2 separate regions of the Homo sapiens genome follow, and region 1 is linked to region 2. Evidence: chromatin contacts called from ENCODE Hi-C or POLR2A ChIA-PET data. All regions are on one chromosome and are shown on one strand. The core of a region is the stretch at or near the end of the contact, and the rest is flanking DNA. Distances in the headings are between cores, read along the strand shown.

Evidence for each region. Hi-C counts contacts between places; a loop is a spot of excess contacts on that map. ChIA-PET counts read pairs that join two places held with the same protein, here RNA polymerase II (POLR2A). Pooled maps may share reads with other maps.
Region 1: a pooled map shows a loop between it and region 2 (2.6-fold over the local background). The contact joins two enhancer-like sites. A Hi-C loop is called at or near these places in 2 of 50 pooled maps. POLR2A ChIA-PET finds 5 or more read pairs at or near these places in 3 of 52 experiments (OCI-LY7, Panc1 and naive thymus-derived CD4-positive, alpha-beta T cell).

Annotation. Positions count from the first base shown.
Region 1 is chr15:93,177,683-93,181,779 of GRCh38, forward strand. No RefSeq gene overlaps it. Among named protein-coding and RNA genes, the nearest start is that of RGMA, 91 kb to the left of the region's middle. RefSeq lists enhancers at 2,254-2,792, 2,793-3,330. Within about 2 kb of position 1,534, at least 2 of the 41 ENCODE cell types and tissues checked have a DNase peak (open chromatin) inside an H3K27ac peak, as active enhancers do.
Region 2 is chr15:93,035,430-93,039,309 of GRCh38, forward strand. It overlaps RGMA (repulsive guidance molecule BMP co-receptor a), which reads right to left. Exons shown (of 4, transcript NM_020211.3): 4 at 1-3,880. Among named protein-coding and RNA genes, the nearest start is that of RGMA, 52 kb to the right of the region's middle. RefSeq lists an enhancer at 762-901. Within about 2 kb of position 2,147, at least 13 of the 41 ENCODE cell types and tissues checked have a DNase peak (open chromatin) inside an H3K27ac peak, as active enhancers do.

The sequences.
Region 1 (4,097 bases), core at 284-2,783, 140 kb after region 2:
GATTTGGGTGGGGACACAACCAAACCATATGATATACATTTTAGGGAGACATGAGACATCAATCAATATGTGTAAGATGTACATCGGTTCTGTCCAGAAAGGCGGGACAACTCTAGGCAGGGAGGGGCTTCCAGGCCATAGGTAGGTGAGAGACAAATGGTTGCATTCTTTTTTTTTTTTTTTGAGATGGAGTCTCGCTCTGTCGCCCAGGCTGGAGTGCGGTGGTGCAATCTCGGCTTACTGCAAGCTCCGCCTCCTGGGTTCACGCCATTCTCCTGCCTCAGCCTCCCAAGTAGCTGGGACTACAGGCACCCGCCACCACGCCTGGCTAATTTTTTTGTATTTTTTTGGTACAGACGGGGTTTCACCGTTTTAGCCAGGATGGTCTTGATCTCCTGACCTCATGATCCGCCCACCTTGGCCTCCCAAAGTGCTGGGATTACAAGCATGAGCCACGGAGCCCAGTGAAACTCTTTTGAGTTTCTGATGAGCCTTTCCAAAGGAGGCAATCAGATATGCATTTATCTCGGCGAGCAGAGGGATGACTTTGAGTTCTGTCTGTCATTTGTCCAGAAGGAAATTCCTTGTGAGGGAGGTATGTAGCTTTTGAATCTTAGTAGCCATCTTTTTTTTTTAGCAATAGAATGGGAGGCAGGTTTGCCCTAAGCAGTTCCCAGCTTGACTTTATCCTTTGGCTTAGTGATTTTGGGGTCCCAATATTTATTTTCCTTTCACAATGTTTAGAGGATTTAATGAAAAATCAAACTTGTGTCTGTAGCATCTTTCCCAGTCACCAGCCCCTCCCGGAGCCAGCTTGGCGCAACAGGAGTGGACAGGGACAGCCTCTGGGCCGTATTGCCCTGTAGTCTATGGAGCCGCCCTGCTGGAGGGGCTGGGCTGGGCAGCCTCTGCTGGCTGGGGATGGTTTGGGAGTTTTACTCCAAGGCCTGCCACAGAAGGGCAGCTGTCATCCTCTCCCGTGGCTGGAGACATTTAGGCTGCAGCCCTTGGAAGGCTGTGAAATGGACACGACCCTGTGCTGAGTTTCCACCCTGCACAAACATCTTTGGAAGCAGCGCTCGTTTAATTTTCCATGAGTCCTGAGAAGAAGATGTTGCCATCAGCCCTTTGATTTTGCAGATGGCGATCCTGAGACTCAGAGAGGTTAAGCAACTTTCCTATGTCACACAGCTGGTTAGGAACTGAGCTGGGATTTAAACCCAAAGGTCTTCAAAGGTGGGACCCTTTGTGCCAGCAGGAACCTGTTAGGGGAACACTGTGGGAGAGACAGTAAGTAGATTGCACTGGGTGGGGGGCGTTGGGGAAGGAGGGAGTTGAGGGGGAAGGGAGGGAGTATGTGCAGCGGGGAATAGTTATGCAGCCCCCACCTTGATCATATAACAGCAAGAAAGTGTCCCAAGACCCAAGAAGGAAGTTAGCCTAGATCTTATTTTTCAACACAATCTAACAGTGACTTTGTTAAGAAACAGAAATTCAGGGCCTAAGAGGTTGTTGGAACAATGCCAGGTTTCGCTTCCTTTCCCGGGCAGCTCTCCTGCGACGACCTTTGACTTGGGAGGGGCAGGTCGTCCATGAGCACGAGTGACCGGGTCCCTGATGCTTTCCTCGTGGTTACAGCCTCGCCTGCAGGTTCGGGCACTGTGGGGTGGGGCGGGAACGTGGCTGGCACTATGAAGTATCCACCTTTCTGCGGGCTCTGCCGCCTCATCCCTCCAACAGCAAGCCAGGGCTGGTGGCTGTACTGTTCCCTCGTCCCTCACCTAGCATCCCCTTTTTCCAGAGGACGAAAGGTAGGGGAAGCTAAGAAATGATGGCACAGGATTTGAACTCAGGACTATCTGGGCTCACAGCTGATGACGATTCTATACCACCTTACTGTCCTAGGCAGGGCAGGAGCCCCAGACAGGATGGGTAGCCTTTCTGAAGTTAAAATAGTAAAAGGCAAAAAGAGAGCCCTTACCCGAGCATGCAGCTATAAAGGAGCACACAGTTCTCCTCTGGCCCCTCTCCGAGGATGGGTTCTCCGCTTCTGCGAGGCCAGACGCACCGCAGGCATCTGCCTTTGATTAGAACGGGCAGACAGGAAACATACCTGCGGTCCCGGGCCTCTCTCACACTCCAGAAATGCCATTCACAGACAGGGAAGAGGGAGAAAGGATGGGAGGAAGGGAGGAAGGGAAGGAGAACAATCAACAGCTACATGGGAGCGTGCTGGGAGGTAGGATCACCGCGGGAGACAGAAATGGGCCTCAGCCGCAGGTCAGGGTGTGGACACGGAGGCAGCCAGGCCTGATCTGCTGGGGGAACCACACTGGGCCGGGCGTGGAGAGGAGGTTTGCCGTGTGTGCAGCAGCTTGCAGGGAGCCAGCTGCCGAGAGCTGGGGCTGCTGCTTCTGAGCTGAAAGGGAAAGAAGGGTACATCTTTCAGAGCCACTCAGTCCCCCAATCATAGTGCCTGGCTGCGACCTCCCACTGGGCCCATCACAAGTCCTCATGGTTGGGGACGTCAGTGACCTGCAACAGGGTCAGGGAAGAACATCCTGGCCAGGAGTGAGCTAAGGAAGAGATGCACCACAGAGCCCTGGTAAATGCCTGGGAGTGAGAGCCTTACACTCACCATCTCTTTCCTCTCTGCCTGTTGTAGTTAAAAACCACGCTCTTGACTTGCTGATGCTTTGAGCTGCTTGTTGCGGGTGGAGGTGGCTTCCCACGGCTTCTTGCACAGTGTTGGCCCTGACCCACCGTCCCCCAGGCAGGGGGAGACTGCTGTGTTCAAGGGGAGTCCTGGGTGCATGCGGAACAGAATAGGGAGTCCCCACTGGGGCAGGCGCTGGCAGCTCTTCACCGTGTCAGCTCACTCAGCCCTCAGGTCGTCCTATCCTCAGGTGTGACCTGCAATGTACAGGTGCAGAAATGGAGAAGACCTGTGCTGAGTCCCAGAATGACACTGGGCCTGTGGAGGCTGCCAGGAGAGACACTGCCAGGTTCCCACGGCGGAGACACTGGCACTACAGCCCAGAGAGGAGGACACTTTATTAACTTGTCACATCGAGCAAAGGCACTGGTCTCTCCAGTCTCTTGCTGTGCCTTGAAAAGAGGAGAGAATGTGGAATCCGAGGCCTGGGCTGCAACTCTGGCTGCACCAGCTCCCCAGGCAAAGCGGTAACCTGAGATGGGCCACCTCCAAGCATCAGGAAGTGTGGGCAACCGTGGGGAAGAGAAAAATAACAATGCCTGCTGTCCTCACCTTCCAGGCTTGCTTTATGGGCAGAGGGGGTGACAAGTGTCATTCTTTCCTGGGGGCTGCAAACCATGATTCAGGGGTCATGTGCTGAACTGTGTCTCTGCAAAATACGCGCAGTCCTCACCCCTGGTCCCTCGGAATGTGACTGTATTTGAAGATAAGGTCTTCAAGGAGGCAATTAAGCCAGACTGGGGCCCTTAGGATGGGCCTGGTGTCCTTAGGAGAAAAGGAGAGGGCCCAGTGCAGTGGCTCACACCTATAATCCCAGCACTTTGGGAGGCCGAGGCAGGTGGATCACCTGAGGTCAGGAGTTCGAGACCAACCTGGCCAACATGGTGAAACCCTGTCTCTACTAAAAATACAAAAAAAAAAAAAAATTAGCTGGGCGTTATGGTGGGCGCCTATAATCCCAGCTACTTGGGAGGCTGAGGCTGGAGAATCGCTTGAACCCGGGAGGTGGAGGTTGCAGTGAGCTGAGATCATACCATTGCACTCCAGCCTGGGCAACAAGAGCGAAATTCCATCTCAAAAAAAAAAAAAAAAGAAAAGAAAAGAAAAGAAAAGGAGATGAGGATGCGGACACACACAGAGGGAAGACCACGTGAGGACACAGGGAGAAGACAGCCATCAACAAGCCAAAGAGAGTGGCCTCAGAGAAACCAACCCTGCCAACACCTTGTTCTTGGACTCCTAGCTGTCAAAATTATAAGCAAAATACATTTCTGTTGTTTAGGATCACAGACCAGTGCCTGATGCTGTGACTGCGTTGGGCTCCAGACACGGGCAGGAATTGAGAGAAGGGAGCAAAGGTATCCACTGGGGCAGTCAGGAA
Region 2 (3,880 bases), core at 897-3,396:
GAGCAGGGTGGGCTCAGTGGATGGAAAACCTCTTAAGAGGAAACACCTGGGGGGATTCTTGCTGAAGGCAGGCCAGGTGATCAGACGTCCCCTGGAGGCCGTGGGGCATGAAGACCACGATCAGACAGGAAGGGCAATCAGATGTGGAGGGCGGAGGATTCCAGCAAGACCAATTTAGCAGGACTCTTGCTAAAACCGAACAATCCAGAGACAAACACGGAAGCCCAAAGCCCAGGCCTAACTGGAAGGCTCAGGGCGGCCTGAGGAGAGATGGGTCAAGGCGGGGATCATTGTCAGAACTCAGATTCTAGCCCGACTCTGAAGGCCGAGCCTGTCACCACCTCATGCAATGGCTTTCCCTGCGGTCTCCCAAGGGGCTTTGCGCCAGTATGAGCTTATGTAGTTCTTCCCGCTGCCCAGTGATTAAGGCCTAGTCCTGCACCCAGTTGATAGCTAGGGCAGTGAGGCTCAGACACAGCCTGTGGCTTAAGATGAGGGTCAGAGAACCTCCTGTGAGCTCCGTGAGGACAAGGGTGTGCCGCTTCCTTCTGCCACCCGCATCCCCTTCCCTGATGGGCTGGTCACCGTGAAGGGCCCCCTCCCCACACTGCACGTGTAACTCGTGTTGTTACATATGTAAGTATGATTACACGTGTAATCACACATGTGACTCGGTTAGTGTCTGTCTCTCACCACTAGAGGTCAGTCCCGTGAGGGCGGGCACATTCATTCGAGCGACCACAGCTGTACTGCCGACATCAAGCATAGCCCCCCAGCTCATCACGGGGCCTCATGACGTATTTGTTGAATGCCTGAATGTGCCCCCAAATCCAGACTACGACCAGCCACATCGGGGGTGGCCTACAAATGTTTGTGCCAGGAAGGAAGGGAAGAAGGACTCCTCTTGTTTTATGCAACCAACACCCACCCTGGGGCACTTGCCTTAAGGGATTAATCTGAGATCATTAGCAGAGAAAGGGAAGGTCAAGTCCACTCAAGAAGGCGGTTGCCGGAGTTTTCCTGCTCCACCCTGGGGAGGGACCCCTGGCCCCGCAGACCTGGTCCCTGGTGGTCCCGGCCCCAGCCTTGACCTGAGGGCCACTCAGCGGCCCTGCTCATCAAACCGCTCTGATGGAGCCTGCCTGCCCTTTGAGCCCCTCCTCAGTCAGCCTCCCAGTGGGGGCCTGGCCCCACCCTCTGCTCACCCCAGAACCAGAGCCCTGGTTTGACTCCGCCCCTGCTGTGGGGCTCACGAGCATGCCTTGAACACAGGCTGCCTGTGCCCCCTGGAGCGCCCCGCCCCAGCTCGTTCTCTGCCCTCAAGCGAGGAGTAGGTGGGCGCAGTGAGCGGTGGGGTGGACGCGTGCTCTCCTACCAGACCCTGCTTGTAACCTGGAGTGGGTCAGTTGGCTTCTCTTTGCTTCTGTCTGTCCGTCTGTAAACCAGGGCAATATCTGCTTTCTAGGGTTTTTGTGAAATTTGACAAAGCAATGCAGGACTCGTTTCTATTTCCCAAGGAGGTAGACGTGGTGTCCAGAGGACGACAAAGATGGCAGCTCACCATGCACGTGGACCAGAGCCCACTCCATGGCTGGGCGAGCTGGGCAGTGGGTGACTGGCAGGAAATGGTCAGCTTGGAGGAACGGTGCCCTCGAGGTGGTCAGTAACGGGAGGGCTGAAGAGAACAGCGGCCAGTTACTAAGAGCACACGGTGGGCCGGCCGCCGCGCTGCATGCATTACATTTCATCTTCAGGACCGCCACGTGAGGGAGGTGGCGTCATTGTTCCCTCACAGCTGAGATAGCTGAGGCTGCAAAACAAGGAAAACCCACCCTTTTCATGCAGCCAGTAGGTGACAGAGCTGGGAGCCTGGATCGGGTCTGGTTCTGGAGCCCGGGCCCTTCCTTCGGTCTGGGTGTGTCTGTGCCCATGCCACTGTCCATCCCTGGCCATCCAGGCCCGTGAAACACAAGGTCCCTCCCCCTAGGCCAGGGCGTGGCGGGGTAGGGTGGGGCTGGTCCAGTGGACAGAGCTCTTGCATCGTTTCCTTGACGGGGTGCTTTGGGGACTGCTGCTTCCCATATTGCCAACTGCCTTATGTCCTTTACAGTCCTGCGGTCAGCATGGCCCCGAGCCAGCTCACCAGGGTAATAAACTGCCACAAGCCCCTTCTCTGTAACAGCTGACGCTGGCCTTGTTGCACAGATGGAGCTCAGAGTGAGCTCAAAACCAATTCCCCAGACAGTGTCTGAACACGTCTTTGTTCTTCTCTGGGCAGATCTGCTTGGCCAGACACATTCTGCTTTGGCTGAACGGCCTGGAGAGGGCTCCAATTCCTGCTGGGGAGAGCTGAGGGAGCAGGTTTGAGTTCAGATGTGGAAGAATCCAAGTGCCGTCTCAGGGTCACCCTGGGCAAGGACAGGGTGATGCTGGGCGACATGAATGTTTTCGCCTTGGGATCTGGGCTGCCTGGGATCACAGCCCTCATTCCGGAACGCCACTGACATTACGAGCGTGCCTTGCACACTGGCTGCCTGCAGCTGTCTATTAATTCAGACCATCCTGCTAGGACTTTCTGAGAGTGTTAGTTTCTGTTCCTTTGCCTTCAGGGTTCTGCTACTAACACCATGTCTATATCTTAGGGAGGGAAGGATTAAAAAGTCGAAATGTTGAAAAGCCCTGCAGGATGGGGAAGGTGGCTAAGGAAAGCTGTTGATAGCAGGGTTGGGGGCCTTGGCTGTGCCGATTCAGAAGGTGGTGGTTTCCCAGGGGACAATGGGAACTTCCACGGAATGAGGTCTGTAGACTCCTGGTTAGAGGGTTTGGGGGGCAGGGGTCTTCCCATTGCAGCAAGCTTCTTTCCATTGTTTCAAGGGTTTGGTAAGTAAGGCCAATCAGACCAAAGAGATGTGATTTCTGGACCATACCTGAGATTTGCACACAGGAAAGTGCAGTCCCTGCCCTTGTGTGTCTTGTCTGCTGGGAGACACAGGTATGCGAGGGCGGAGGGTGGACTGTTTCTTCAAGATGCCCTCTCCCCAGTTCTGGCTGGTCAGCCTGGGAGTATGTCAGGGCAGGGGTGGCGTGGCATGCAGGAGCTGCCCCATGGACATTGCCTTAATGAACGAAACTGTTAGTTGTTTTTTTTTTTTTTTTGAGACGGTGTCTTGCTCTGTCGCCCAGGCTGGAGGCTGGAGTGCAGTGGTGCGATCTCTGCTTGCTGCAAGTTCTGCCTCCCGGGTTCACGCCACTCTCTTGCCTCAGCCTCCCGAGTAGCTGGGACTACAGGCGCCCACCACCACGCCTGGCTAATTTTTTGTATTTTTAGTAGAGATGGGGTTTCACCGTGTTAGCCAGGATGGTCTCGATCTCCTGACTTAGTGATCTGCCCGCTTTGGCCTCCCAAAGTGCTGGGATTACAGGCGTGAGCCACCGCTCCCGGCCGAAACTGTTTAATATTGAGTGCCAACTTGATTGGATTGGAGGATGCAAAGTATCGTTCCTGGGTGTGTCTGTGAGGCTGTCGCCAAAGGAAATTAACATTTGAGTCAGTGAACTGGGAGACAGAGACCCACGCTTAACCTGGGTGGGCACCATCTAATCACCTGCCAGCGAGGCTAGGATAAAAGCGGGCAGAGGAATGTGGAAGGGCTAGACTGGACGAGTCTTCTGGCCTTCATCTTTTTCTCATGCTGGCTGTTTTTTACCCTCAAACATTGGACTCCAAGTTCTTCAGCTTTTGGACTCTTGGACTTACACTGGTGGTTTGCCAGGGGCTCTCGGGCCTTCAGTGTCCCAAACCTGCTCCTCCCATGATCTTTCCAGTCATGGTAAATGGCACCACCATTTCCCCAGGTGCTCAGACCCCTGGGGAAGACAT